2 separate regions of the Mus musculus genome follow, and region 1 is linked to region 2. Evidence: chromatin loops called from intact Hi-C (ENCODE). Cell type or tissue: gastrocnemius. All regions are shown on one strand. Links, peaks and the distances in the headings refer to the core of each region. The heading gives the core; the rest is flanking DNA. Region 1 holds the start of Plxdc1 (plexin domain containing 1). Region 2 overlaps Plxdc1 (plexin domain containing 1).

The links. Peaks named below come from ENCODE experiments on the same cell type or tissue, not always from the same donor. Only the 100,000 strongest peaks of a DNase experiment are listed, where the experiment ranks them.
Region 1: a loop joins it to region 2, with 2.4 times the contacts of the local background. A loop is called at or near these places in 20 of 42 quality-filtered maps.

What each region holds. Positions count from the first base shown.
Region 1 is chr11:97,973,213-97,988,820 of GRCm38, reverse strand. It overlaps Plxdc1 (plexin domain containing 1), which reads left to right and starts at 2,375. Exons shown (of 14, transcript NM_028199.3): 1 at 2,375-2,583; 2 at 10,140-10,318. The coding sequence starts at 2,505. It overlaps n-TCgca55 (a tRNA gene), which reads left to right and starts at 504; the gene lies at 504-575. In gastrocnemius, for the core only: no CTCF peak of the experiment used is centred there; a DNase peak (open chromatin) is centred at 8,170; H3K4me3 peaks cover 36 bases; H3K27ac peaks cover 2,054 bases.
Region 2 is chr11:97,907,658-97,923,265 of GRCm38, reverse strand. Plxdc1 (plexin domain containing 1) reads left to right here. Exons shown (of 14, transcript NM_028199.3): 14 at 1-29. Among named protein-coding and RNA genes, the nearest start is that of Fbxo47, 31 kb to the right of the region's middle. In gastrocnemius, for the core only: no CTCF peak of the experiment used is centred there; a DNase peak (open chromatin) is centred at 7,534; H3K27ac peaks cover 1,839 bases.

The DNA.
Region 1 (15,608 bases), core at 4,027-12,026, 64 kb before region 2:
TATGCTGTCCTACTGGGGTTGCAGTTAAGTGTTTGTCCCTGGCCGAAATGTGACGCGAGCCTAGTGTCTATGACTCCCCTAGGCAGCAGCGCGAGACCCGCGGGGCGCGCCGTGCCGGTTGGTGTATTCAGGTGCGGGCGATTTCCACTCCTGTCTCTTAGGAAGATCTGAGTGTCTAGGGTTGGGGTTAGGTTGGAAGCAGAAGGTAGGGACAAGTAAGCGTGAGTGTGTAGAAGGGAGAGAGAAGCCGCGGCGGAATTGAAGAGTGGGATCCGCCCAGAGGAGCGCTGGCGTCGCCTCTATCTTCTGGAGGACGTATTTTTCTGCCTTTGGAAGGAATCTCAGATCATCAGGAAACAGCTTTTGTTTTGAAGCTAGTAATCTGGTAGGTCAGGTCCTCGTGTTTCTTGATAACTTCGAATCAGTCTTCCCTTTTAAAGACGCTTTAGTGCGCCTGCGCTAGACTAGCACCAAGTAGTAACTGACGCAAAGCTACCGGCAGAGGGGGTATAGCTCAGTGGTAGAGCATTTGACTGCAGATCAAGAGGTCCCCGGTTCAAATCCGGGTGCCCCCTAGCAGGCTCACTCTTTTCTTTGGAAGACCTTATTACGTCCCGCATATTTTTATGGCAATATTTCCATCGCCAACTCCCAAACAGTCAGGGAGCGGGGACGGTGGTAAGGAACTGGGAATTTTCAGGGCAGTGGCTCTCCGAATGTGACTAGCACCACGGGACTTGGGCTCGTGCTAGACATGAAGATTCTTGGCCTCCTCTCTGACCCAGTGAACTATCCCTGGGTGGGGCTAGAAATATGCGTTCTGAGAAGTACTTCCCGTGCATGCTCAAGTTCTAGAGGCTTACGGTTAGAAACTTGTCCACGCCATTTGCTTCTAATATTTCCAAGTTGTTGCTTTTGCCTGAGCCCCAATACAAGACTTTATGGAGAACGGGCACCGAGACTGACCGCGCACGACGACACCAGAATTGAGGCTGGAGGTCCATCTTGGAACACTATAGAGGCCCTTCGCGGCGCCTGCGCGGGCAGTCTCTTAACTCTTCAAGAGATCAGCTAAACGGCAGCCCCGTGGCTCATCACGGGTCCACTGGGTGGCGGTAGGAGGCCACATCTGGAAGGGACGGTTTCTTCGATACCCCAGAGGCTGTCCTGGGAGAATTCAGGCAAGGAATTAGAAAGTCAATGGCTGGCTAGGTTTGGTGGGCTCACCTCTGTAATCCCTTCAATAAACTGAAGAGTGATCGTGAGTTCGAAACCAACCTGGTCGACGGCGTTAGTCCTTACCTGGAAAACTAACAAAAGTCCCTTTGGTTGCGGGGCTTGCCTTGGCTCATAGTATTACATAATATTATATTGAGGTCTTGGGGAGACCACCTCTAGGTTTTTGGACCCAGAGGAGAGTGACACTGGGATTCATTTCCTTTCTTGGTCCTTCTTTTGACCTCAGTGCCAGGCCACTCACCTACTTAAGCCCACACTCTACTTCTGTCCCCAGCTGCAGCCTTCTTCTGGGGATAAGTCCCAGGAAGCAGTCTCTGCACCCTTTCTTTCCGCACTCTCCAGGTCCCCTACACAGAGGAAGCCAGGGGCCCCTCAGTCCTCTCCACTCTCTAGGCCCCAGTTCTTCTCCTTCCCATGAAGTAGGTCACAGGCACCTTCGTGCCTTGACCTGATTCCATGCCGTCTATTAAATCTCCTAAATTGCGGGTATTTTTATTCCATACTTGAAGGGGGTGGGGTGGGGGGGAAGTGCCCTATTCCCAGAGTCCGGTAAAGTGTGGTGGCAGTGGGCGCCACTTCTGGCTCTGGGTCTATCTTGGACTGATCTGGCCTTTCTGTGGAAGGGGCACCGAGCTGTTTCAAAGTGGGAATGTGCCAGTCTCGAGCACCTACATGTCTGCTGGACGGGAGGGGGGTGTGGGTGTGGGATGGAATGGGGTGGGGTCGGTGCTGGAGATGGGCTGTGAAGCAGTCAACTGGGGAGACGCAATTCGTGCCTCTTCTGGGGTAGAAGCTGGGGGGCGGGGGGGGGGGGCGCGGTTCGACTGCGGGAGATTCCTGGTGCGTGTCTGTGTGTGCACTTATGTAGAACACCAGGAAGCCACAGAAGTACAAGGACTAGCTCAGAAAGTCGCATGCTCTTGGGATGGGTGGTGGGAGCCAACGGCCCAAGTAGGGGCGCTTCCTGGGGCCCTTCACCTCGGCCTTTTACTTAGGTTTCTGGGGCAGCGGGGTTCTCTCGGTAACCAGAGATGTCCCGGCGCGGTCCCGGGTCCCGTGGGGTGCGGCGCGGAGCTCCGGGAGGCGGGGACCCCAGCGTTGCGCCCCGCCCTCTGGGTTCTCCCGCCCGCGCTCCCCAAGGCCGCAGCGCCGTGCTTCGCTCGCCCTGCCCGCTCCGCTCCCGCTCCCCGCTCGCCCAGCCCGGGGCTGCTCCCTCTGCAGCCGCCGCCGCCGCCGCGCAGACCCGGAGGTCGTCCGCGCCCACCATGCGAGCTCAGCTCTGGTTGCTGCAGTTGCTGCTACTCCGCGGGGCCGCGCGCGCGCTCAGTCCCGCAACACCCGCAGGTAGGACGCGCGGCCAGGGCAGGTGCAGACCCGCCAGCGGGACCTGGGTCCTGTCCTCAGGACGCCAGGGATAGGGGACAAGGACCCTACTTTCTCTGTGTGCGCACAGAGGGTGCGCACCTCCTACTGCTGTCGGAAGGACGTGGAGGGACCCAGGCCGGGGTCTCCAGAATAGTCACAGGGACCGGCGATCATTTCAGAGAGGCGTTTGCTTTTCTTTTCCATGCTCTTCCCTGCTGCCTCTCTCAGCTGCTCTAGGTGGGGTCCCAGTTGGGCTTGTGACTGCGTGGGAGTCGCCGGAGGATGGGAGACATCCTGGCACCAGCCTGGCCGTCTAACTTGCTTCCCCTACCTATTGCGTACTGGTGGAGAGGCAGGGACCCCAGGAAAAAGCAGCCAGCTGCTCCCCGATCTCCCAGGGTCAAGGGTTCCCTTCTCCCCCCTGCTAGGTTCTGCTCGGTTCTCAGTTGCACAGGCTGAGCATGGAGGTAAGGGGGTGAGGGTGGAGGAGGAGCTTCCATTCTGCACACTCCTCTTTCCTCTAGACCAGTTTCTCAAGCCATTTCTTCCTCTTGAGGTCCTTTCAGGGATCTACTTTGAATCCCTCACGTTATCAAGAAAGGCCGTTTTTAAAAATATATATGGTTTAGTTTCTGCACCCAGGCTTTCTCGGGGAGGTGGGGGCTGGGAATAAGGGTGATTTCACAAGCTCCTTAAAAGGGAAGTGAGTGTCCCACTTGCTGTTGTGTCAGCATAGTGCCTAACTGTGTTCTTGACTTTGATGGTCACGGTAGGTAGGTAGTCCAAATGAATCTGGGTTGGGATGAGATGGTATGAGTGGAGGATGCTGGTGGTGACTGCGGGGGTAGAGGACAGAGAAGTCACATGTCCAGAGACTAGTGTGGACCCATCGGTGTCCATGGTGGCTCCCACAGAAGGTAGCTGAGCACTTAGCTTTTAGTTCTGTTGTCTCACTTGCTGTGTGACCTTGGGCGAGTTACTTACCCAAGTTACTTTCTCTGGGCTCAGTTTTTGATGTATAAAAAGAGGTTCTTGACTAAATCTTTGGCTCTTGAAGGTGGAGTTATGAAAGATTATTTTTCCCCCTTAAGATATTCTTTACTTCTCGGACAGGTACAGGCAACTGATAATTTATCTTAAAATGGTAACTAGAAAGGGACTGAGTGGGTTAAGTCCCGAGTCCTTTTCAGCCTTAGGCTGGTGTGTTTCCTGAACTCAGATATGGCTGGGTTGATGAGGGATTTGGGCCGAGGAGAGGGTTGAGGAAGGGAGCTGGCTACATCAGGGGACCCAGAGACAAGTGTCACTTTTGTAAGTACAGACTACTTAGCCGTCTCTGCTTTTAGATTCATCTGGAAGACATCGGGCATCTGCAGCAAGTGAGATTGAGGTTAGACCCTAGGAAGCTGTAAAAAGCCGTCAGGGCAATTGTTGACTCATCCCAGGTTGGGCTGGGTTTGGTAGTAAGGTTTTGTAGAGGCCATCTGAGGATGTGGGGGAATGGGGAAGGCTGGGAGGGGTCCTTCATGGAGACTGGCTGCTTGCTCTGTATGATAGAGCCCCTGAGGTCAATGAGGGGGTGGGAGTGGGGGACCCAAGGAGGCCTAGCTCCACCTGGGGCAATGGTGTCCCCATCAGGGCTGGTGTTCCTCCATCCCTACAGTCTTGTTCCCATCATCATCCTTACAAGGGACACAGGAGGCATCGATGACCTGAAGAAGGAAGGAGTCTACTGAGGAGAGCCCAGAAGCAGCCTGTAGTCAGGCAGAGAGGAAGATGGCCTCCAGGCCCAGGAAGGGGTCACTGATGGTCTGGTCCCAGAGAAACCAAAGACATCCAGGATACACACAGAAGGGAGAATCTTTCAGGCAGCCATTTTGGAAACTCACAAGCAATCCCTGCAGTCACCTATGTTCTGAGCCAAGGTTGCTTGTCTCTAGAGTCAGGGCCAAACAGATGTTTTGTAACCCAACCAACCTTAATCTGCTTTCAGTTTCCTCCTTGCCCACCAGGGGCCTCCCAATAAACTAATATACTGTTGACTAAAATTCAGATTCCTCACAATGGTTTCTGGGATTGCTGCTCTTCCTGTCAGCTGCAGGCTTCCCTCCTCAGAGAGATCTACCCTGCTGGGAGGGCCTGGGCAACCACCATACTGTCCTGGTTCACTGGGCTGTGTCTACGGGAAGACATGCAGAGTGTTTGTGCTCAGGACCATGCCCTCCTGTCACTGAGAACTCCTCCACACCCCCACCCCCATCCCCCACACCCCCACCTTGTGTGGAAATCTGCTTAATAAATGTGTGTGGGAAAGCTGGGCACGGTGGGCCACACTGAGAGCAAGGCCACTTGGAGGAAAAAGGATCTCATGTTCAAGGTCATCTTCGGCTACATAGTGAGTTCAAGGCCAGCCTCCTACACAAAGCAGCCAGGTGACCCTGTTTAAACAAAACTGAACCCTTGGGGTAATCCTCAGAAAGCAGAGCCCCATCCCCCACCTCACCCCACCCCACCCCTTCTGCTACTTTGTGTCCCTTTTTCTTGTGCACCCTTTTAATCTCCAAGGTGAAGGGCAGGGTCTCACCAGGAGGGGCTTTATATCAGGAGGTGGGATTTGTTAGGCCTGGGACAACCTTGTGTGACCTTGTATGAAGCAAAGACCAGGACTTGGAGGCACAGTGTCATGTAGCCCCGGCTGGCTTTGAACTCACTTGTAACTGAGGATGGCCCTGACTTTCTGCCTCCACCCGACAGCACTGGGTAATGGGATTCCAGGCGTAACGCCATCATGTCATGTTAATAGAGCCCTGGAGAATTGAACCCAGAGCTTCTGGCATGCTAGGTGACATGCGAGGTGAGCACTCTACCAACTGAGCTACAACTCCCCCGAGCGCTGCCTGGGAGGTTGGTCTTGCCGGCTGGTTTGTGTAGATGGTTTGCTGAAGATTCAACCTAGCAAGTGATAGAACTGTTCTCACCTCATCTTGTCTGTCAGAGACGGAGGCTTCCAGAGTCTGTAAACTGTGGCATTCTGGTTCAAGGTTGGGCCTCCAGCTTGGTGGCAAACCTGTCTTCTGTCAGTGCTGTGATAGAACATCGATGGTCTCCAGCAGGGCTGTGCCCGAGGGAGGGTCTCAGTCCTAGAGGCTGGGTGCTGAGTTTCTCCCTCCTCCTGCCAGCCTCCCACCCCCTCCACTCACGGGTGCCTCCTGAACACTGGTCCTTGCAGTGCCCAGAATTCTAGATGCAGAGGTGACCAAGGACATGACAGTCCAGGAGGCCGGCTTGGGTGGTGCCCTTGGCATCTGGGTGAGGAGGAGAGAAGCGTCAGGGAGACTTTTTGAAGCAACGGCATCTTGTCAGATTTGAAGGATGAGGAGAAGCTCACGGGGAAGCGGGTTACTTAGGAGCACAGCGTTCTTGGCTGAGAAGACTTTGTGAATCTATGGTGGCTGAATGGCAGGCCTAGGTCCTAGAGGGCCAGGAGGGATGTGAGAGAAAGAGAAAGCAGAACCTGGCCGTAAGGGCCCTGGGATCAGCTCCAGGGGTGTGGTGAGAGGGACGCAGGAATGATGGACCACATGGGCATAAGAGCTCTCAGATCAGCTGCAGGGGTGCGGTGAGAGGGACGCAGGAATGATGGACCACATGGGCATAAGAGCTCTCAGATCAGCTGCAGGGGTGTGGTGAGAGGGACGCAGGAATGATGGACCACATGGGCATAAGAGCTCTCAGATCAGCTGCAGGGGTGTGGTGAGAGGGACGCAGGAATGATGGACCACATGGGCATAAGAGCTCTCAGATCAGCTGCAGGGGTGTGGTGAGAGGGACGCAGGAATGATGGACCACATGGGCATAAGAGCTCTCAGATCAGCTGCAGGGGTGCGGTGAGAGGGACGCAGGAATGATGGATCACATGGGCATAAGAGCTCTCAGATCAGCTGCAGGGGTGCGGTGAGAGGGACGCAGGAATGATGGATCACATGGGCATAAGAGCTCTCAGATCAGCTGCAGGGGTGCGGTGAGAGGGATGCAAGAATGATGGATCACATGGGTCTTCCATGCGGCTTGCTCTAGCTCGAGTGTGTGGGCAACTGGCTCTAGGGCATACCGGGTGGAAGGTGAAATGGATACCCAGAGAGAGCATCAGCAGTCAGAACAATATGGAGGCAGTATGGCTAGCTTGAGTTGGGTCAGGCCCCGGGTGGTGCAACCCAGTTCCTCCTCAGCCCTGCTCACACTGCAGCAGGGCTGTGCCAGATCAGGGGCTGGGGGCATGATCCTTGTACTCCTCTATATACAGTCCTGGCTGACCCAAAACTAGCTCTGTAGGCCAGGCTGGCCTTGAACTCACAGAGCTCTGCCTGCCTCTGCCTCCTGAGTGCTGAGTTTAAGGGAGTGCTGCTACGCTTGGCCATACTGCACTGTGCTCTATGGTTCTGCCAGACTGAAGCCGGCCGGCCTTAGTTCCAGTCCTGCCATGGAATGAGTGGGTGAGCCAGAGGCGGGTTGTTAGCCTTGTTTTATAAAACAGATCTAATGCTAGTGCCCATCTCCTGGGGTTGATTGGCATGGGGATGAAAGAAAGGATGAAAGACCACTGAGAGTGGCTTTGTCTCCTGGAGCCACTGCTGTCACACCATGCCCTTAGATGGTATAGCCCTGAGTGATGGTTTAGTCTCTGTTCTGGAGGCCAAGGATGGAATGGGAACAGAGAGGCAGAATCAGCACCAAGGGTGCCCAGGGGTGCCCAGGCATGCCCTCCATGTAAATCTGTTAGGCTGTAGCTTCCATTAGGCTTCAAGGCTGTGTGCCCAGACATCTATGTGGTCCTGTGCCTATGTGACCAACCAGCTGCACTGACTCCTGGCACGGACTAAGAGGTGACATCTTGCTCATCCAACTGGAAGGGCAGACATGCTGTAGCTGGGGAGACACTTCTGGGGATTCCTAGTTCTGAGCCTCCTCTGCTCTTCCTCCGTCATCCTGCATAGAACTCATACCCTTACTCCTAGATGGATGGGATGCCTGAATGGTTTTTACTCAGTACCGGGATCAGCCCTGTTATTGGTGTGATTGTTACACAGAGAAGCTGCAGCTTCAAGAGGAAAGACTGCCAGGTCCTAGCTTAGGGGTGGTGGGCTGGAACGGGGAGCCCAGATGTTTTTCACTGCCATCCTGTGGGCCTCCTCCCTCCCTATTCAACATCCCTCTCCAAGGTCAGTCCAAGTCCGTGGTACTTCCTGCCTGTCCTCAACTTGGCTGCCTGTGTGGCTTTCCAGTCCTAGCTCCTGCCCTGCCCTTGGGGACACTTGCAGGAGGATTTGGGGAGAAGGCCACCCAACTCACTACAAACAGACCTGCCACGAACAGCTGTGGCCTTGCTGAGGAGGCCTCTGGGGCAGCTTGCGTGGGGCTGAGTGGTCGACAGCTGCTACCCAGCGCTGGGCTTTCAGCCATTCGGTAGATAGCTTGGGGAAGAGGTCAGAGCTGCCCCTCTGCCCATATACTCCAGGAGCATCTGGTTATGATTAGGGGCAGAGACGTGAGAGGGGCCCGGCAAGAGTCCAGCAGGCACCAGCAGCCAAGAATGACTTAATTGGATAAAATGTCTAATGACAAATCGGAGCCTCACAGCAGCATCCTGGCTGAGCCTCAGGCCTGGTCCAGCCAAGCCCCGTTTCAATCTCTGTCCTTGCTGCTACCAGAGAGCTATCCCCTAGTGTAGTGTCCTCAATTAAGCAGTGATTGAGCGCTTACTGTTTGCCAGGCACTCTGAGGAGAGCGGAGAGAAGCCTGAGGAGCACACGTCTCCCTGGGAGAGATCATAAAGTGGCCTCAGGGAGGGGGTCTTGGGCAGGGAGACCCACTAGAAGAGCTTTGGTGAGCAAGACTGGTGGCGTCAGAGGTAGAGAGGAGAGGGGTATCTGACCTAGGACCCAAAATTGATGAAGGTCACAGTCAGGGTGATCTGTGCCTTTCATATATCCAGGGCAGGAGTGACAATTAGAATGTCACTCCTTTGGGAATGGGAATGGGAATTTGGCCACAGCCTTGGGAACCTTCATATCTCTCTGAAATGAAGAAGGATGCTTTTCAGGATCATTTAGAATTAGTTTATCGGCCCCAAGAGAGCTGTATGCTTGGGAGACCTGCCTCTGTGCGGCCACTTGCCAGTCCTGTGCTTGTGACAGACATTACTAATCGATCCTGACAATCGCTGCTGCTACACACAGACGAGGCTTTGGGATTCCTGTCTAGAGTGCTTTTGGTTGCCGCTAATTAATGGGAGATGGCATTTGAGATGAAAACCTCTCTGCCATCCCAGCTGGCTTCTGGGTCCCTCATTACACAAGGAAAGTGATTTGCCTAAGGTCAAAGCTTGAAATAGTGATGGAGTTAAAACTCTGCCCTTCGGCGGGACAAGGGGGCCGGGTGTGGCAACACACACCTTCAACCCTAGCACCCTAGGGGCAGATACAGGCAGATCTCTGCAAAGGCCAGCCTCCTTTAGATAGCAAGTTCCAAGTCAGCCAGGACTAAGTATTGAAATCCTGTTTCAAAACAAACAAACCAAATCAAGTTAGCAAGGGAGGACAATTTGTTTCCAAGAAGTTTCTGTTAAAGTCCAGAAGGACTCTCAGCTGCCAGAGCCAGTGGGGGAAGGAAGGAGAGTGGGGTGTAACTGGGTCTACTAGGTAGAGAGAAAAGTTGCCACGCAGCTTCCAGAACAATGATCCAGGCCAACAAGACAACAGGTTTAAAATGGGCCAAAGACTAAAAGAGTTTTCCAAAGAAAAGTGAACAGTCACTAGCATATGAAACAATGTTCATCGACTCTAGTCAGTAGAGAGATGCAAGTCAAAACCAACCGCAAGCATGTAGCACTTCCTGTCCATTGATTAGAATGGCTACTACCAAGACCCTGGCAAAGAACCTAACTCTGATGAGTCTGTTTAAGAACTAGGAAACCTCAGGCCCCGCTAAGTGGATGAAGGTGCTAGCTGGGATTCCAGAGGACCTGCTCTGATTCTCAACAAAAGCTGCTATAGCAGGGAATACCATTTGGTCTACAGGAAGAACACATCTGAACCCTGAAGGCAGTGTGCTAAGTGAAACAAACCAACCACAATAGGAGATATAGTGTATGATTTCCCTTGTATGAGATGTACAGAGTATTCAAAAGACGAAGAGATAGAAAGTAGGACATTGTCGGGCATCCAGGTCATGAGCCTGGCACATGAGATGCTCTGACTTCCAACCCCAGCGCCTTTAACCCCTGAACCTGATTCTGGTTTGCCAGATATACCTTGTCCACTGTGGATGGTCGAGTGGCTTTAGTATTGCGTGTGCATGTTTCTGGGCGTGATATGAGACGCGTGGCTCTCAGTCTGTGTTATGAAGCTGCTGCCCTGGTCATCGAGTATCCCCAGAACTAATGATGGTGTAGTGTTGTGGCTTCGGCAGAAGGCAGACCCCTTCTCACATCCTTCCTCGGGACCGCCACCACTCAAGTGCTCTGTCCCTTCTCCCAGGTCACAATGAAGGTCAAGACTCTGCATGGACTGCCAAGAGGACCAGGCAAGGCTGGAGTCGGAGACCCCGAGAGAGCCCCGCGCAGGTGTTGAAGCCAGGCAAGACCCAGCTAAGCCAGGACTTGGGTGGGGGCTCCCTGGCCATCGACACACTTCCGGACAACAGGACTCGGGTGGTGGTGAGTGCAGAACCGACATGGAGGGAGAGGAGAGCTGGAGCCTGCCTCCGTGTCAGATATGGAGAGTGGGATGGATAGGATTCCAGAGAAGAGGCGGCAAGCCAGCTCCAGGCTGGATCACAGGATCAAAGCAGCTCAGAGATTCACAGGCTGCTGGCCTCTGCCAGGATAGATGAAGTAATTTGCTCCAGGAGATACAGTGCAGGCTCTGAACTCCACCATGCCTTACAGAAGAGAAGGCTGAAGGTGGGATAGTTACCCCGAAGCTGCCAGGGAACATTTCTGCCTCTTTAGACTGTGGGGGCCCTAAATGTTAAGTACAGAGGCATCCTGAGGTGGTTGGAGTGGAGGAGAAACCAGTCCAGGTGTCACTGAGGTACAAATTTCTGGGCCTGAGGTCAGGAAGCTCTCTGTGGGAGGAGGTGACTCTGAAAGCTAAAGGGCCTCTGCAGCTGTGAGTGAGTTGGAGGCGCTGTGCACCTGTGGCTGAGGAATTTTGCCTATCATGTCCACAGGCCCATGGTTAGCCACTTCCGGAGGCTTGTGTCTGGGATGAGTGTGAGCGAGTGCTGAGTGTGTGGTGGGGAGGGAAGGGTGCAGGCTCAGGATGCACAAATGCTACAGAACTCGAAACAGCAAAGAGAGGGTGAACTTCCTTCACAGCATCCATTTCTTTATTTCCACGGAACTTTCAGAAACATCCAATCATCAGGCAGTGTTCTAGAGGTGGTGGGATGTGGCCGCCGGTGCCTGTGGTCCCAGCTGAGCATAAAACCGAGGAGAGAGGATGATCAGAGCCCTGGCGTCCAGGGTCAGGGTGGTGTGGGCAGGATCCGCTCATGTTCTAGTTCTGGAATAGCATAGTCCTATAGTTCAGGAAGCACAGAAGAATAAACCCAGAAGTCCCAGGCTGCCCTCCCTCCCCTCCTCAACCTTCCTCACAGCAGGACGTCTCTGGTTTGTTGTTTTCCAGTTATTCTGTCTCTTTAGCTCCTTTAAGGAGGGAGCTTTGTTCAGTTGGTTTTGAGACCGGGTTTCCACAGTACAGCTTTGACTGGTCTTGAACTCGCTCTGTAGACCAGGCTGTTCTTGAACTTAAAGAGATCCATTTGATCTGGCTGCCTCCTAAGTGCTGGGCCTAAAGGTATGGGCCACCAGACCCAGCACTGAGTGGGCTATGGACATTATCTGCTTCTTGTCTATGGTGATGGAGGACTCGGCTTTGATATTCTCCCCAGAACATTCTTCTCCATCTTTCTTTCTCAACTCATGTGACTTTCAGCACCTTCACGTGATCCAAGCTGGGTAATGTCTTGTTTCTTATATTATTATTATTTTTTTAATTTATTTACGTCTGTGTCGGTACCGGGGAGCATTTGTGTGGAGGTCAGAGGACAACTTTCAGGAGTCAGTTCTTTCCTACCACCGTATGGGTGCCAAGAATCAAGCTCGGATCATCGGGCCTTTTGGGAAACGCACTTAGCCACTGTCTACCCACCTGTTTCTTGTTTGCTTTTTTTTCTGGGATCTTTGCTGTCACCCTGGCCCTGCCTGTTCAGTTCTCTGTGCTAATCCCTTCTTATATGCCTTCCTTTTGCTTCAAGTGTAATTTTCAGTGTGGTCAAGTTTGCCATCAGGGTGCTGGGGCTGTAGTTCAGCTGGTAGAACACTTACTTAGCATTCATTAAGCCTGGGTTTGATCCCCCAGAACTGCATAAACTGGGTGTGGTGGTGCGTCCTTGTAATCTCAGCACTCTAGAGAAACAAGTAGGAGGGCCAGAAGTTCAAGGGCATCCTTGACCACATAGTAAGTACAAGGCCAGCCTAGGCTACATAAGACCTTTTCTTCAATGTCCAATAACAAATAGAAACAATAACGTGCCCTAACATGGTGGACTGCTCCCCCGCTCCACAGCTGCCAGCTTGTGCTTCCTCCTCCTCTGTCTCTGGAGTGTTGGAGCCCTGGTCCCTCATCCCTGTGTCCTCCCTCTCCTGCTGGATTCTATGGCAGTTAAGTCTCCTGACAGAGGTCGCCTCTTAACAAAGACTCTCCTGTGGATGTGCATATCTGAAAATGCATTTCTTCTGCTCTCCCTTTTGATCGGTGGCTTCACCGAATGTAGACTTATGAATTAAAAATAATTTTCCTTTCAAAGCTTGAAGGCATCTCACCATTTTCTTGTAACGTCACCGTGAAGGGTGTCTCACATCTATAATCCCAGCACTTGGGAGGCTGAGTAGGAACACGGCCAAGAACTCAAGGCCAGCCTGGGCTGCCTGGCGAGCCCCACATCTCAGCACATACATACACCCCTGCCTCCCAATCCCTAGGAAATGTGGTGCAACATAGGGTACAGTGGCTCACACCCGTACTTCTAGTACTTAGGAGGCGGAGGGAGAAGGATTGCTTGGCCTACATAGCAAGTTTTGTCGCAAAAAAAAAATGAAGTTTAATGTCACCCTTATTCTGAGTCCTGGGGGGGGGGCGTGGGTGTAGGGGAAGAAGGGGTAGGGAGAGAGCCCGTGACCGGCCAGAGTTCCTGTGCTCTGGGCAGGTGGACGTGGGAGGACTGCTGGATGCTTTCTACATGGCCCTGGGTGGGCATCTGCCTGTGTAAAGCCACTGACCCCCACATGGTCGGGGGGTGGACAAGGGGCAGCTCCCAGTACCAGGTTCTCAGTCTCTGGCATCCCATACTGGATACGGCAGAGGAGCTGGGAACAGAATAGGGGCCCCGGGGCGGCACTAGGCTGTGGAGATATGGGGAGAGGGTAGAGGGAGAGAGTGGGCGCTGGGTGGTTCCCACGCAGGCAAGAGTCTTTAGTCTGGTCCGTGGCTGGAGCACAGGAAGGCTTTTCTGAAGGGAGGTTAGAAGCAGCTCGTTAGAAGAAAGCCTATCCCATCCACCAAGCACAGCGGGCCTTGATAAACAGAGGCAGTCTATGGTTTTAGAGCTTTGTTGTAGAAAGAAAGGGGGAAAGAGAGAAAGTAGAAGGGGAGAGAGACCAGCCATGGCCAAGAGGAGATCTCGAAGGGGGAAAGAGAGAGAGAGAAGGAGAGAAAGAGAGTAAGAAAGGTGAAAGCTTAAGAGAGTAAGAGCTTAGAGAGAGAGGAAAGAGCTTAGAGAGAGAGGAGAGAGCTTAGAGAGAGAGTAAGGAAAGTAAAAGCTTAAGAGAGCGAGGAGGGGCCAAGCAGCCCCTCTTATAGTGGGCTTATTATCTTGTTGTTGCTAGGTAACTGTGAGGAGGAATCTAGCCAGAAGGCCAGAAGCTTGGGACATTGTGTACGTGACTGCTAGCCACACACTTCTCCTGTGGGACTGTGGGGACAGTAACATTGACAGGAGCCAGGGGTCCAGGAGACATGAGGGAATGCCTTCTGTCCCATGTAGGTGGAAATTACCACCCATTGGGTCCCACGGGGTTCAAGAGCTCAGCTCCACTAGAGACCAGGCCTTCTGTGCATAGTCCATTGTCCTACATGTGTGTATTCTTTTTAAAGAGTTCTCACTGCCACCTCAGCATTCTGAAATCATAGTTGACTGCCCAGGCTAGCCTGGAATTTACTACGTTGGCCTGGCTTCCCTCCAACTGGAGCAACCACACTGTTGTGGGGTATCCACAAGAGAAGACTGATCGGACATGGGTGTAAGCCAATAGAAAGTCTTTCTTGGGTAGCTGGCGTCTACACTGGGTGTTTGGGATCCCAGTGTAGCCCCAAGCCTTTCTCAGGGTGAGCTTTTAAGAACAAAAACCGTATCCTGGGCTGACATATACTTCGGTTAACAAGAACAGTTAGCCTGAAGCAGAGCTACAGAAGCCAAATAGCAAAGTCTTGGTCTTTGAGGGATTAGGGCTATCTTTGCATTTTGGCAGGTGGTGCTGTCTCCGTGCTGAGTGTTACAACTTGAATGGCACTTCCATCATGAAGTCGGTTGTGCTAAGGTCTCGGGGCCCCGGTCACACACACCTGGCCATGTTTTCAGTTCCTAAGACCTTTTTATTATGTGCTTTTTGAGACTCCTCCTCCTTGTGCCTGTGTCATGGATGAAAGGTCCTTCCTCACTAAGGGTATTTCATAAGCAATGAGGATTCGGGTTCTTTGTTCTGCTTCCATCGTTTCTGTCATTTCGGGTGCTGTGCTACTGTGTCGTCCTTTGCCCCAGTCTCTGAAATTCCTCCAGTCCTGGTTTGGCACCATGACTAATTCTGTCATTATTTAACTCTTGAGATTTCATTCATCTAAATAGCCCCAGTGTTGACACTAATGTTGATTGTTGTTGTTGCTGTTGTGGTTTTGGTTTTTGAAGGCAGGGTTTCTCTGTCTCTGTGTAGCCGTGGATGTCCTGGAACTCACTCTGTAGACCAGGCTGGCCTCGAACTCAAGAGTTCCGCCTGCCTCTGCCTCATGAGTCCTGGATTAAAGGCGTGCACTATCACTATCTGGCTTACTAATGTTAGCTTTTAAAATACCACATTAAGATGTTCTTCTCAACGCCTGAACTTTTTGGTTCCTTTACCATTGTACCTGGAGTTAATGGCTCCTTCAGCAGGCCCTCATCCCAGCCCTGAGGTGAACTCTCAAAGGACACAGCCCACTCGCTTCCCATTCTGTCTTGTTTTCTGGAACATTCAGAACTGAGGAACAGGGTAGACATGGAAGAATGGACAGCCAGCCCATGAGACGGTCCTAAGGAAGGGACTCCTGTCGCCTCACCCCATTCCTCATGGTTTTCTTTTTCTTTCTTTTTTTTCTGAGACAGGGTTTCTCTGTGCAGCCCTGGCTGTCCTGGAACTCACCCTGTAGACCAGGCTGGCCTCGAACTCAGAAATCCACCTGCCGCTGCCTCCCAAGTGCTGGGATTAAAGGCGTGCACCACCACCGCCCGGCCCTCCTCATGGTTTTCTTGGACTCTGGATTAAATAAATGATACCTGCTCAGGATCCAGACATGATGGTTGGAAGGGTCAGGTTCCAGTCTACATGAAGAGGATGCCACAGGAAATAACCACAGAGACACAAACTCCTGGAAGTCTGTGGGTGTCCAGGGGGACCAGCTGCATCGGGTGAGCCCTGGTGGACTCAGTAACACGAAGGCTTCAAAGCAAATACACATTCCCAGGTTCCGCTCTGGACAGATTGCTTCAGAAGCATTGAAACCTGGGGTTCATTTCTTTACAGTACCCCACATGGTGCTAGAGAGATGGCACAGTGGTTAAGAGCTCTGGCTGCTCTTCCAGAGGACCTGGGTACTAGTCTAAGTACACACGTGGCAGCTCACGACCATCTG
Region 2 (15,608 bases), core at 2,738-10,737:
TCAGCAAATAAATAAGGTATAGCCCTCACTCCGTCGCGCCTGCGTGTAGCCCCCACTCCGTCGCGCCTGCGTGCATGTTAGGAAGCACCCGGACAGAAGGCTGAGCTCCAGGGCGTCAGTGGGAGGAGGGAAGGCTGTGTGCAGATACCTGGGCACATCCGGTGCAGAAAATTCCAGCCGCTCCACAGTTGACCCATGAGAGGATACCGAAGGCATGCACGACTGGAAATACGCTGGTGTCTGCTCTGCTTCATAAGCCATGGGAGAAAAGGCTGTGCTGATGGGGAGGCTGTGAGGATGGGGGACGGTCTGTGGGAACAGGGGTGTGGGGACAGGGGGGTGTCAGGACGGGGTCTCTGGGGATGGGCTGTGGGGATGGGGGTGGAGGTTCTGTGGGGACAAGAGTGTGGGGACAGGGCCGTGGGGACAGGGGTGTGTGAGGATGAGGGTCTGTGGGGACAGGGGTATGGGGATGGGATATGGGGACAGGGGTGTGGGGATGGAGGTGTGGGGACAGGGGCTGTGGGAGGGACTTGAGAAAATGATGGTGGACAGGGTAGAGTGCTTTGCAGACTTCAGAAGACAGCCAAGTCTGTGATTTTGGCATGCAGTCCTGTGGCTGTCTTTGCCAGTGACCAATCAGCACAGCACCCAGGACCTCTGGGTCTGAGATGGTTTTATAATTAGGTCTCTGTGGCTGTCCAGCAAGGCAAGGCAGTGCCTCCTGTACTATGCACCATCAACCAGACTTCCCACCCCATGGTACATCCAAGATGGCGGCCAGTGCCTTTTTTACTTGGTGCCTGTGAGTATCCTCGGGGAAGTAGGTAGGGGCTCTGTAAAAGTCCATCACACAACAGAAAGCATTAATCTGTGAAAGTGTATCTACCGAGGAGTTTTCCCTGTTGTTAGGTCTTAAGAAAGTTGTATTTTATATCCTTAAGAGTCACCCAACATAGCTCCGTGGGTAAAGGTGTTTGCTGTCAAACCTGAAGGCCTGAGTTGGATCCCCAGGACCAACACGGTGGAAGGAGAAAACTGACTCTCACAGGCTGTTCTCTGATTTCTGCTCTCAGAATAGCCAAAGAAAATGGGACTATGACCAGAGTGGAAAGGCTGGGTACACAGGCCCTCTGCCTACTCCATCCAGCCACTCCTAGATTTGCAAACTTGGCTCTTGGAGTTTTTGATTCTAGAGCACAAGTCATATGAGCCCACTGTGAACCCCAACACCCAGGAGACCCCCCACCCAATGCCATAGATATGTTTTCCAAGCTTGCCTGGAAATCACTCTCCAGCCATGACCCTGCTACCCAGCCCAGCAGATCCTGGGTCTCTGGATGCCACTTGTTAGCCTGGAGGCTGAGGTCAAAGATGTCCTTTGGTCACCATGAAAGGTTCTTGGTGAACCTATGGAAACAATTTTTAAACTGGTACATCTTATCAGGCTCACTGAGTCATATGACTCACACACACACACACACACACACACACACACACGTACACACAACATGCTTTACTGCTAAAACCGTTGAACAAACACTAGGGGGGTTAATGGTAGGAGAATCAGGAGTTTGAGGTCATCCTTAGCTTCATATCAAGTCTGAGGCCAGTCTGGGCTATATAAATTCCTATCTCAATAAAAAGAATAACGACAATAACAATGTGCTGGATGACGGTAGCGCTAAGCTCAGCGGTTCGCTGAGTTTGTTGGGATAGTGGCAAAAGCTGTTAGCGAGACACACTTCCAGAAGCAGGGTGTTGTCACCACTTGAGTGGCCCCAGGCTGGTGGTAAGCAGGACTCGGAGTCTTCATGGTCCTGGGGACAGACTCAGACTGGCACGGAGCAGCGCTCCTGGGCTGTGCCCTCACTCCCTGGCCATGAGAACACACAGCAGCTGAATCGATGCCATCAGTTAAAACAGTCTGTCTTTCTCCAAGGAGTTGCTGGAATTTCAATACAGCCAGAAGGACCTAAGTTCTGAGGGGACCCGGCCACCCTGTAACGGATTCCTATTTCCTGTGTGAATTGCCGTGTTACAAATAAAAATAAGCTCAGACTAGTCTACAGAGCGAGTTCCAGGACAGCCAGGGATACACAGAGAAACCCTGTTTTGAAAAACTCAAGAATAAAATGAAACTGTCTTTTACAGCCTTGGCTTTGTATAAAGCGTGATGCACAGGCCACGGAGCCACACCCTTTGGTCTGAGGCTTGCTCTGAGCGCTTCACTCAGGCCCTGTCCCTGGCTGTGGAGGGACAGCCTCCAGCCACTGCCCCAGCAAGCAACCCCGGTGGCTGTTAGGTGACTGACGTTTGCTAGGTTTGGAAATCCCCAGAAGCCAACCTCATGCACTTTTAATCTACTATTGAGAGACACAAAATGAATCTGAGTGAATTGATACTGTCATATTTCTGAATGCTTCACAAACAACTCCACAGCCTCGTGTTTTTATTCCTTTGTGCTCCCCACCCCAAAACACAGGTTCGCAAACCAAACAAAAAGGAAAAAATTAACCTCTTCAGCCAAAAACCACAGATGCCAAAATCAGGTTCCAAACAAGCCAGTTCATAAATAAACATGCTGTGATTGCCAAAGAAGAGCATGCTGGGTAAAGGCAGTGGTGGCTGTTGGAGTCAGAAGGTGGGCGCTGGAGCCTCAGCAGTGTCCGGAGTAGCTGTGTGACATGAGACAAATCACTGAATGTCTCTGGGCCTGTTTCCACCTCTATAAAATGGGATAGGATGATATAGTTGGCCCAAGGAGAAGTCTTAGCAATCACCCTCACAGATCACACAGCAATTTGGACCAAACTTTTTCCTCCCACCATCCTGACAGGACTACCACGTTGTTCTAGTTGGTTCAAGACTCTCCTGGCTCTAATCCTGAAAGCCCTGCTCCCCAGAAGGCTCTTTGGTCTTTGGTACTCTCCCACCCCATGGGCTGAAGAGATAATGTTAACTTGAGGGCTGTAGTCAGGAGCCTTCTGGTCCACATATGTCCAGGTGTGAACATAGTGTGAGACAGTATACGGGACCCAGTCCCACCCACTCCAGCCACACTGAGTCAGACATGCATTTGTGCAGCCTTGGGGATTCGTGGGAAACAATTCTACTTACTGGATCACAGCCTGTTGCGGAGATGTTTTCCCCATTTCCCAGATGAAGAAACTGAGGGTCCAATGGAGCCTTATCTATTCATCATGTATGCCACAAATCAAACGACCCATCCTAGTGTATGACAGACGGAGTGACTCATCCAAGGTCACACAGCTAGTTAGACAAGACCCAAACCCGGGTCTTCAAAATCTCCATAATAATTGAAGATTATTCTCTGTGTACCTCAGAACAGTGGAAAAAACCATATGGCCACAGTGTAACAGATAACCTCATAGTCACAGAGTAACATGGCTGTAGATTCTGACAGAATGCCCCTGGCCCGTGGAGACCTCCCAGTTAGAGGCACAGCCATGACTTCCAGTGGTCACTCTTGGAAGCTGTTTGTGCATCTTTGATTACACAGGTGATCTTCATGATGCTGCCTCTGTCATCTCCATCTGCTTTAGATGGAGATGGACTGAGGGAAGAAAGCGTGCTAGAGGAGGAAGCCATGATTGCAGCTGCTGAGGACTGCCACGAAGATGGTGATGGTGGTGATGATGATGACGATGACGATGATGTTGATGATGACAAAGATGGTGACGATATGATAACGACAATGACACTTAAGATTTATTGTTTATTTTATGAGTATGAGTACTATGCCTGCATGTCATGTATATCTGTGTGCCGGGTGCATGCCGGGTGCCTGTAAAGGCCAGAAGAGTTACAGATGGTTGTCAGCTGCCACACAAGTGCTGGGAACAGAACCCAGGTCCTCTGCTACAGCAGCCAGTGCTCTTAACCACAGAGCCATCTCTCCAGCCTGCTACTCAGCTTCTGGAAGGAGAGTCTTCACTCGAGCTTCTAAGATCAAAGAGGAATTCTCTGGAGGGTGGGAATATTTCTTTTTCTGACAGTCATAGGACATTTTTATATCAGGTCCCAAAGGATAACTAGACATTCCTACTGTTTCCCACAAAACTAAAAGCCCTGGAAATGAGGTGTCCTGACAGCAGGCTTGGAGCTGTGAGCAGGCTCTGTGGGTGTGAGGCTCTCGCTACCAAACCTGACAACTTGAGTGTGATTCCTGGACCCCTAGGCGGAAGGAGAAAGCTGATTCTCACACAAATGACCTCCACACGCAGGCTGCATCAAGTGCACATACTAAATGGATAAACGTGGGGGGGTTATTTATTTAAATTTTATCAACTATTCCCAGATCCTCCGGTTTGACTCTATACTTCCTCCTTCAGGCTGTCCTCTGTAACCTTGATGGAGTATCCAACATGGGTGAGAATCATCCTAAGCTGAGAAAACCCAGAAAACCCTCAAAACAACAGATTTTATTCCCTCAATGGCCTGCTCTATGATCTGCTCCAATTAGATCATTTTCCATTTTGTTTATTTATTTATTTGTCTATTTTTGTTTGTTTGGTTGGTTGGTTGGTTGGTTGGTTGGTTAGTCGGGTTTTTTTGACACAGGGTTTCTCTGTATGGCCTTTGTTGTCCTGGAACTCACTCTGTAGACCAGGCTTGCCTCGAAACTCAGACATCTGCCTGCTTCTGCCTCCCAAGTTCTGGAATTAAAGGCCTGGGCCACTACTGGCTGGCTAGATTCTATTTTTATTTTTCTGAGGTCCTGGGAAAGAGGTCAACACTTTACCAGCAAGCTACATCTCCAGCCCTAGTCACCATCTTGAATTCACTCACAGAGATATATTATCAGTCCACCCTAGCCCTCACTTCATCCTCTCAAGGAATGTCAGGAAGCCCTCCTCAAGGCCCCAGGGTTTCCTCCAGGACCTGTCTCTTCCTTAGGGCTCCACAGTTGCAGACTCCTCTCTCTGTTCCTAAGTCTCCTCCCCAGAGCCTGCCATGACTGAAAATCCTGGTTACATTCAGCTTCCTCCCACCCCAGAGCTCCAGGCAACAGAGAAGCCTATTGTTGTGATCATAAAAAGAGAAATAGCTATAAGATGTATTCTGGCAGGGTGTGGGGGAAGGGGTGCCTCAGCCGGCCCATGTGGAGGCATCCCTTGCCCCTGAGGGATCAGACACACACTGATATAGTATAGAATAGAGTTTATTCAGGGCATGGGGAGGGGAGTTAAGAGAGTAGTAGAGGCAGAGAGAAGGAGAGAGTAGATAAGTGGAGGCTGGCAGTGACCATGTGGAAAGAGGGGGGAAGGGAATGGGGAGAGTGGGGGCAAGAGTGTAAGAGAGAGAGGAGGGGCCAAGCAGCCCCTTGTATATTGGGCCAAGCCTACCTGGCTGTTGCCATGTAACTGTGGAGGTGGAGTTTAGACAGAATACCAACACCTATAGTCAAAAGGCCCCAGCCTGAGGCATGATAGAAAGAGATTATTGGGGACCTGAGGTGTCTTACTTAGGGTTTCATTGCTGTGAAGAGACAATATGACCACGGCAAGTCTTATAAAGAGAAACATTTAACTGGGGCTGGCTTACAGATTCAGAGGTTTAGTCTGTTACTGTCATGGTGGGACACGTTGGCGTGCAGGCAGACATGGTGCTGGAGAAAGAGCTGAGAGTTCTACATCTTGATCCACAGGCATCAGAAGGAAACTGTGTGCCACACTGGGTATAGCTTGGGCATAGGAGACCCCAAAACCCACTTCCATAATATCACACTTCCTCCAACACAGCCACACCTACTCCAACAAGGCCACACCTCCTAGTAGTACCACTCCTGTGAGTCTATGGGGACCATTCCTGTCTAACCACCGCATGAGGAAAAAGAAGACCACCTTACCAGAGGTGAGAGAAGCCTCGCGCCAACTGAGAAGTTAGAACCCTAGCATTTGTTGTAAAAGCTGCTGATGGGGTTCATATTCCCTTTATAGAGAGATATTTAGCATTAAAGCAACAATCTGGATTCTGAATACATATGGCCTTAGGTAAGGCATTATTGCTTGCTTTAGACATCGCCTGAGAGTCTACAACATAAATGAATAGACAGTTGTCTCAAATTGTGAATTGGGGTTAATGACGGGCGGAAAGTACTCGGAGGAAAGGTTCTAACAGCTTATTATTCATAAACAGCAATAAACAAATAAATGGCAATATGGGACAGCAAGCGTGCGTGCGCGCGCGCGCACACACACACACACACACACACACACACACACACACACCACACCTCACACTCACACTTCACTAATATTCTGGTCTGGCCAGCTATAGCCTGACTCGAGGGCGGCTCTCAGATAAGGCTCACGACTCTTTCCTGCTGCTGTTCGGATCCACTGGAGCTGGCCGAGTCGGTGCTGACTTTTGTCTTGTCCGGGCAGCGGGCGTCCACGTGGATCAACACAATGTATCTCAGTTGGGCCCCGGGAGTTGAGCAAGTTGCTATACCTGACCAGGTTTGTTTTTTGTTTTTTTTTTTTTAACTAAATCCAGCCAATTACAACTAGGGCGTTTCACACATTTCTTCATGAGTTATCCTTATCATCCTCACAAGCGCGCTCTCGCACACACGCACATACTCACACACTCTATGGCTTAGTTTCCATAGTTATCTAGGGCCGTGGGCTCAGTGAGTGCAGCAGCCACGGTGGGCTCAAATCAGTGATGGCAGCAGACAGCTTCTCAGCTCTGGGGGAAAAATGCCTTCTGGGGCTATGTGTTCCTCACAACTGTTAACTCTGGAGACGGCAGAGCCCGCTCAGTGATACAGTGGGAGTCTTCTCTTCTCCTTTCTCAACACGTCAACCCTCTGTCTGTCAAAGGTTTTATGGACTTCTTCTTCCATAGAAGCTCAACTTTCTAGACAGGAAGTGGATTCTGCCACAGCCTCAAGAGTTTTGAGGTTCCACTGTTGGGCAACCCCATGGGGCTAGGCTCTGGCCCTCTCACCATTGGGTGACCCCATGCCACTAGGCTCTGGCTTTCCAGGAATAGTCTTCTCTCATCATTGGGTCACAGGGCTTACAGACTGGAACGTACCATTTTCCAGCCTACAGAGGGGCTCTCTTATCCAACCCCCCAACCTTGTGGCTTTGTACAAGGGAGACTGAAGCCTGATGAAGAGAATTGCCTGGGACCCCAGAGCATGTGGGAAAGCCCCGACTGTGACATCAGAGTGGGGTGGTGGGAGAGCAAGCACTTGCCTCTGAAGCTACAGGGCCTGACTCCATTCCCAGGAACTCGGTATCTCCCTCTTACTTTTTATATCAGTTTACTGGAGATGATGGGTCCCAGCCTCACCAGGCTTCTGGGAGGGTCGAACACCCACTCAGTGTCTGGAACACATGCACCCCCTTGATGTTTGTTTTTTTTTAATTGTTAATGGCTTAGTACACTCATCCATTGGCCCAGGGTGGAAAAGAGATTTTTTTTTTTTTTTTGGTGTTTTCTGCTATGTCTCCCAAAAGGAGGAGTTCTGCTTGGCCGGCTGTCTACATCTTTCAGACACCACCTGCTAATCCAGGGTGAATGTGAAGAGCCTTTGTGGGCAGCTTGGCGGGAATCTGACATTGGCCAAGGACAAGGAAATGGGCTTCAGGAAGGAATCTGACATGAGACTGTGACAAGGAAGTAAGTTCAGGCAGGAGTCTTAATCTTAGGGTAGAACAAAAGAAGTAGGCTTCAGGCAAGAATCCAGTTTTGAGCTTGGACATGGAAGTGGGCTCTGGTATTTTGGTCATTCTGAAGTCCTTGGAAACTGCAGAGGGAGTAACCATGGGACTTTGCTTACTGCCTTGCTAATTCCTTATTGTACTGCTCGCCCTTAAAACTTGCCTGTAATTACAATGGTATAAAAAGCAGATTGGGAAAAATTAAACCGAGGGGCGGTGGTGGTGCACACCTTTAATCCCAGCACTCGGGAGGCAGAGGCAGGCGAATTTCTAGGTTCAAGGCCAGCCTGGTCTACAGAGTGAGTTCCAGGACAGCCAGGGCTATACAGAGAAACCCTGTATCGAAAAACCAAATAAACAAACAAACAAACTTGCCTTCAGCTGGGCAGTGGTGGCAAATGCCTTTGATCCCAGCACTTGGGAGGCAGAGGCAGGCGGATTTCTGGGTTTAAGGCCAGCCTGGTCTACAGAGTGAGTTACAGGACAGCCAAGGCTATACAGAGAAACCCTGTCTTGAAAAAAAAAACAAAAATCAAAAAACAAAAAACAAACAAAACTTGCCTTCAGTCTCAGAACTGGCTGGGGTCATGTTACAATGTTGTCTTTTTTCTTTTTAATTTTCACTCCTGCCCCGGAAAACCTGTTGACTGATTAAGCAGGATTGGTCCTGTAAGGAGAGACACCTCCATCCCCCACGGGACAACTATCACTGTTCTGAGGACAGAGGCATTTGAACACTAACTCCCCACAAGTTCCTGCCATCCTATATGTGTCCTCAAAACATATCTTTAGCACAATGACTTGTGATTGTGAAGGCTGAAACAGGAGAATCCTGAGTTTGAGGCTAACCTGGGCTACACAGGGACAAGAGTGAGCTTCTATATCTGAAAAAAAAATCTCTGTTTCTATATCTGGAGATCTCCAGAGATCTCTGTCACTGCCTCATTCTCTCTCTCTCTCTCTCTCCTCTCTCTCTCATTCTCTCTCTCTCTCTCTCTCTCACACACACACACACACACACACACACACACACACACACACACACACACACACACACATTCTTTGTGGGAAGAAAGAAAGAAAGAGAGCAGGCAGCGTTCCCAGGATGTCAAGGCACTGAGCTGATTTTTCTCTTTCAATCACATTAACCATTACCAGTTCCTTTTAGAGACAGATTAGTCTGGGGTGTGCCTCCGTGGTAGAGGCTGCCCTAGCATTTGAGGCTCTAGGTCTGAGCATCAGTAAATAAACAAAACAAACCTTAGCCCAACACAGTAGCTAAGTGACACTGGGCTTGTGACAGGTCTTCACTGGATAAGGTAAATGAGGGTAGGCCCAACATCTCTTCTCCTTGTCAGAGCGGCTCCGCCACCCCCCCCACCCCACCCCCACCCCCACCCCCACGGATTTGATAATGAGAAGAAACCGGCTGGAAAGCCTTCAGGCTCTTTCAAGGTCACAGAAGGAGACACAGCAATCTCGGGTGATGCTTTCTTACACGGGTGGGTTTGGAGGGGCTCGGCCTGAGAGAGGGCAGGGTAAGGCGTGAGACCTGGCTGCAGGCTCCTCTTATCCTTAGGTGAATGCAGAAACCAAACTTGGGGCGGTCCCCTGCCAGTTTTTGGTCCTCAGCATCCACATGCATAACTCATAGGCAGTGTGCTTCAGAGTGAGGGCGCACAAAACCAAGAAAGACCAAGAACACAGCAATGGACAAACCGCTTCTCAGACCGAGGGCACTGCGGCGGACAAACCCCTTCTCAGACCCTGCTTTCCATCCAGGTTCCAGTTTCTGGAGAAAATCGACTGCTGTGAAATAGACACAGAGGAGGGGGGAATGGAGGGGATTCTTGTCCTGCCACTAAGATCAGGCACCCAAAGTCTACCATGCACATCTCCGCCGGGCCCTCGATGTCCTTCCCCCTCCCGCTCGCCTCTGACAACTAAAGGAAGACCTGTCCCATGGTGTCATCTATCTACTGTCTTCATTTTCCCGGCTGTTTGGATTTGACAAGTGGCAATTATAAGAACCTAGGTGCAGGTGGGTCTCACCATCCACTTGTCTCCCACACTCTCTTCGGAGCTCATCAGTCTGGCAAAGGCAGCGCCCCACTTCTGCCCCCACCCCCTTCTTTCCCCCACGCTTAATCAAAGGATTCCTCTGTAGAGCTTTATACCTCTCAAAACACTTCCACACACTCAAGTCTTAAAGACAGGGAGCGTGGGAGCGCCCAGGTACAGATGCCGGAAGGGTGTGGCAGCGAGGGAAGGGCGTGGCCCCGGAACGTGTGGCCACGGGAAGCCTCCTCGTCTGCCCACTCCAGCTTGATGGCAGGCCCTGCTGTAGAATTCAGCACAAACACAATCATACTTTCTGTGAATGCTGTTTTGAAAGCACCTCCTCTTTGCGGTGTCTCGTTGATCATCCCAGGTTTTTTTGGAAGTCTGCAGGGTAGGGACTGGCTTCCTGCCTTTTTTTAAAATCGTATTTATTTAGTGTACCTGTGGGTACATGTATAGGTGCGCATGTGCCACAGTACCTGTGACAAAGGAGGACTTAGAGGAGCCTGCTCTCTCTTCTGCATGTGGGTCACAGGGATTGAACTCAAGTCATCGGCCGGGATATTCAGCAGGCCCTTTTACCCACTGAGCCATCTTGCTTGCCCAGCATCCTACTTTTTAAACTTGGCAGTGCTGAGAGTCAAACAGTAGCCTTGTAGGTGCTGTACTATATAAAATTAGAAGAAGAAGAAGAAGAAGAAGAAGAAGAAGAAGAAGAAGAAGAAGAAGAAGAAGAAGAAGAAGAAGAAGAAGAAGAAGAAGAAGGAGAAGAAAAGAAAGAAAACATTGCCAAGGGTTGGAGAGATGATTCAGCGGTTAAGAACACTTTGTGTTCTTCCAGAGGGCCAGAGTTCCTTCCGTTCACAGGATCCATCTTGGGCCTGTCATAACCTGATTCTGGCCTCTGTGGACATCCACACACATGTAGCATACAGAGAGAGAGAGAGAGAGAGAGAGAGAGAGAGAGAGAGAGAGAGAGAGAGAGAGGCACATGCTGCCACCCCAGCATTAAGGAAGGAAAGGCAGAAGGAGGAGGAGTTGAAACCTCAGCAACATATTGAGTTTACCGTGAACTACATGAGACTCTGTCTCAAACAAAAACATCAACAGACATCGCAGGATGTAATGGTGCTTGCCTGTAATGTGCATAGGAGGTTGAGGCGGGAAGGTCTCCTTGAGTCCCAGGCCAGACTGGACTACAGTGTGAGAGTCTGTTTCAAAAATAACTGAATAAGGCAAGGAAACACTCAGGGGTAAAGGCGCTGGCTGCCAAGCCTGGTGGCCCGAGTTTGATCCCGGGACTCAGATGGTGGGAGGAGAGAACTGGTTCTACAAAGCTGTCCTCTGCCCTCCTCGTGTGCACCCACACAGCATGTATGTGTAGTTATGCATACACAATAAGAATAAATTGGTAAAATAAAAATGACGATTTCAAAACGACATTCTGTGTAAGGACATCTAGCTAGCTACCCATGAAGATGGGACTTGAACCCTGAATCTATGCTGACTTCCGGTTCCTGCTTTTACCCCTGAGATCACATGAAGGTGGAGGTGAAAGGCAGTGAAAGGCACGGGCGGCAAACCTTCACCATGCCAGGTCTTGTCTCTACAGTGTCTCTGGAAGTCAGTGCATTACTTACATACCTCCAGAAATGGGGGGCTCACTACTTCATGAGGCAGTATTTTCCACTGTTATCCAACTATGGGATTAGATTTTTTAGATTATTAGATTTTTTTTTTCCTCCATCAAATGAGGAAAATCCATTCATCCTAAGGTGTGTTCGAGAGCTCAGAGGATGTGGCTCACTTGAGCTGGCTCACACTGGTTTCTAGGAAGGGACTCTCCTTGGTAGGTTCAGCAGGCTCCACACCAATTTGTGTCCTGCAAACCTGTGTCGGGAACTCTTGCTTGCTTGGTGTAGCTTTGGGCCACAGCTGTAGCAAATGCCTGACCTTCCATTCATGGAAAGGCCTCCCACTGCTGAAAGGATAATTGTCTGCATGCAGAGCCCACAGGTTCCCATCTGGCAGGGGCTGAATGCTGAGTCTTTAAGAAAATAGGAGTGCACACACACACACACACACACACTCACACACACACACATGCACACCAGAAAAGGCAAGTTTCTGGCCTGGCTTTGACAATCCCCTCAGCTACTTTGCGGAGGGGGGGAGGAGGACCTGCTGAGGTGGGTGTGTGGGAGGAGAAGGCCTAGAAAGGAGGAGAATCTGGGATGCTGTGAGCTCCCTCTCTGCTCTCTTCTAGCACTTTCTCCTTTGTAAAATGGTAGGGCTACCTTGCCAGGCAAATCCTGAAAGGATGCCCAGGTAGACAGAAGCCAGAGTCCCAAGACAGCCTCTGAAACACCAGCTGCCTGTCCATGGGGAAATGTCCAGACAGAAAACAAAAGGTGTCTACTGTGGAGACCCTGCTAGAGACTTCACTTCAGTGTTCTGTATTTCGGCAGCCCACAAGTGCCTGCACCAATCCTGCCATCGCCCCTCCCTCCTACCCCTTCTCCTCTGCACTCCTCATCAAAGACAATGAAAGAGAGCTGGCATGTGGCTCTTGACTGCAATTATAAAAATTGAGAACTGTAGGCAAAAGGGTCAGAAGTTCAAGGTCAGCTTCATCAGCCACATGATGAGTTAGAGGCCAACCTGGGCTACATGAGACTCTTCCTCAATAAAGCCAAACCAAGCAAGCAAATAAAAACAAAAGGAGCTGGGATGGAGGTGGTGGCTCACACCCTTAGTCCCAGCACTCCCGAGGCAGAGGCAGGCGAATCTGTATGAGTTTGAGGTCAGTACAGTCTACAAAGGGAGTTCTAGGACAGCCAGGACTACACAGAAAAACCCTATCTTAAAAACCAAAACCCCAGCCGGGCGTGGTGGAGCACGCCTTTAATCCCAGCACTCGGGAGGCAGAGGCAGGCGGATTTCTGAGTTTGAGGCCAGCCTGGTCTACAAAGTGAGTTCCAGGACAGCCAGGGCTATAAAGAGAAACCCTGTCTTGAAAAACCAAAAACAACAACAACAACAAACAAACAAACAAACAAACAAAAACCAACCCATAACAAACAAACAAGCAACCCACAAACAAAACAATTTAAAAAAACATAAAAGGAATGTTTTCCAGAACTTTTAGCTGGGCGCCTCAGTGCCCAAAGCTTACCAGTTGGTCCACTGCACTGTCTCGGCTACTGCAGGCTCTGCAGGCTACATACCCAGTCAAAGAGCAGGGTAGCCATTTGCTGGGAATTACATTAGCAGATTACCCTGAGGTCAGGATAACCAGTGCGTTTAGGTTCACACAAAGCCACACTAGTGTTATTGACTGAGTACTGACTGCCAGGTCTGTACAAGAGCTCCATATGCTTGCACCAAAGATGTAAGGCAGAAATTATTCTTATTACCATCTAAACTGGGTTCAGAAGACTTAAATCACAAGATCACCAGGATAAGAATAATGGCGGAGTTCGTCTTGTATTCCTTTCCTTCTTTCCTTTCTCTTCCTTTTGTCTGTCTATATCCCAACCTGGGTGTGCAAGCACTTGAGTATGTGCATGCACACATGCATGTGAGTGTGTGTGTTCCTGTGTGTGTGTGTGTGTGTATACAAACAGCCTCGGGGGTCATTCCTCAGTGACTTCCACCTTGGCAGATTGGCCTGGAATTTTCTCAGGTAGTGTAGATGAGGCAGCCAGCAAGCTTCCAGGGGCCTGCTGTCTCCACCGTCCCTGTGGCCATCCTTGCGATTACAAACACAGGAAGCTTCCTCGCGTACACTGGCGAAGCTCACTCAGGTCCTCTAAAACGTAATTTTCTAACATATACAAAGGCCCCGGAAGCTGATGTGTGAATGAACTTCTACCCATCACCAAGATACGGCCGCCATGAACAGAGGCTGCTCTTGTCGCAGCTCTATCCTCCCGTCCTCTGTCACTGTGTTGACACACACATGAGACATCATGTTATTTCATTTACAGATAGCTCATTGAGCATCTCCAAAGGAGGAGGAGACACTTCAACCTCTCCGAATTATGACCAGACATGAAAGTTTACCAAGCAGAGACCCTATTCTATTGTTCTTTTTTTGTTTTGTTTTGTTTTTTGTTTTTTGGAGACAGGGTTTCTCTGTATAGCCCTGGCTGTCCTGGAGCTCACTTTGTAGACCAGGCTGGCCTCGAACTCAGAAATCCGCCTGCCTCTGCCTCCCGAGTGCTGGGATTAAAGGCGTGCACCACCACACCCGACCTCTATTGTTCTTTGAAACAGATGACTGTGCAATTTATGACATCCCAGAGGACACCACCCCCAGGACACATGTTAGCAGAATGTGGTGGCACAGTCAGTGACTGCTGAGTTCAGGAATGGCTGTCTAGCAGCCCCACATCCCATGGTCCTATCTACCTAGCCGGGTGGAACAGCTGTACTCCCCACATTATCCCCCACGCAATTCCGACCCACCCACAGAGGAAGGCGAGGGGATGGCTTCTACGTGACTCTTTCTGTCTCAGAGGGATCTCTCACACTGTTGGTGGACTCTATCTTAGGTGTGCGTGGAGTAACACTGACATTGAACACATCTACTATGTGTCAGATGTTGAGCTAGGCAGTTCCATATTCTCCAACAAACCTACTATGAGTCAGACACTGACAATGACTGAAAGCACCTACTATGTGTCAGATGCTAACCTAGGCATTTCCACATGTGCCCACAACATAGCATGTAGGTTTTTAAATGTTGATTCAATTTTTGTGGTTTGAGTTTCCATTTGACTAGAAATTTCATCCTACATTTGAAATGCCACAGAAAGCAATAAACCACTTTGGGGCTGAAACCCTCAATCAGTGTTTCTAAAAAAAAAAAAAAAGTGTGAGTATGGATGTGTACGTGCGTGCATCTAAACCACTTCGAGAGTCATCCTGGACAGTGTGACTCTTTCAAACCGGGGATATGACTCCTGCTCTGTCCTGCTCTACCTCACCACAGTAGAAAGAAAGCATCCCAAATTCAAGTCCACCAATAGTCATCATCTCCCATTTCCATGCTTCAGGGTTTGTAGATGAGAGAGGTGGGGGAGGGAGGATGGGAATAGGGAAGGAGGAAGAGGAGGAAGAGGTAGGTCTACAAGGCAGGAGGTAACAACTGGCTTGGCAGATGTGGAAATTGAGTCCGGGGAGAACGAGCATCAGTGTGGTGTGGGAAGCAGAAACCAAGATGACACTGGACAGGCCACCAGGGGACACAGGATATTTCCCAGGACTCTGGGTTCCCTCCATAGGCATGCACAGATCTTGGTGCCACACAGTTGGCTGCCCTCCAGCTCCTGGTGACAGCCTTTACCAAGATGGCTGGCGTTGTTCTTATCTATATTCTTTGACAAGCCATCTGTCTGCTCCATTCGGCAGGGCTCTTGTTGCTGGTGAAGACACAGCTGGGCTTGCTGCCCTCTGAGTCTCCAGCAGAAGAGGGTTTGCTCCTCCTGGCCATTCTGTTGGACAGAAGGGTCACATCTTCTAGGGACAGACGGACAACTTGTCAGAACAGCTGTGGGAGCTCAAAGAAGGTGCAGGGACAGAAGCAAGGGTTCTTTAGAGCTCTGGAGGGTGGGCTGTGGTGGAGGGTGGGCTGTGGTGGAGGGTGGGCTGTGGTGGTGGGGGTGAGCTATGGTAAAGGGATCTTAGGCTATGGTGGAGGAAGGTGATGGAGGGTGGGCTGTAGTGGAGGGTGGGCTGTGGTGGAGAGTAGATAAGCTGTGGTAGAGGGTGGGCTGTGGTGGAGGGAGGGTGGCCTGTGGTGGAGGGAGGATGGGCTGTGGTGGAGGGTAAGGGAAGAAATGG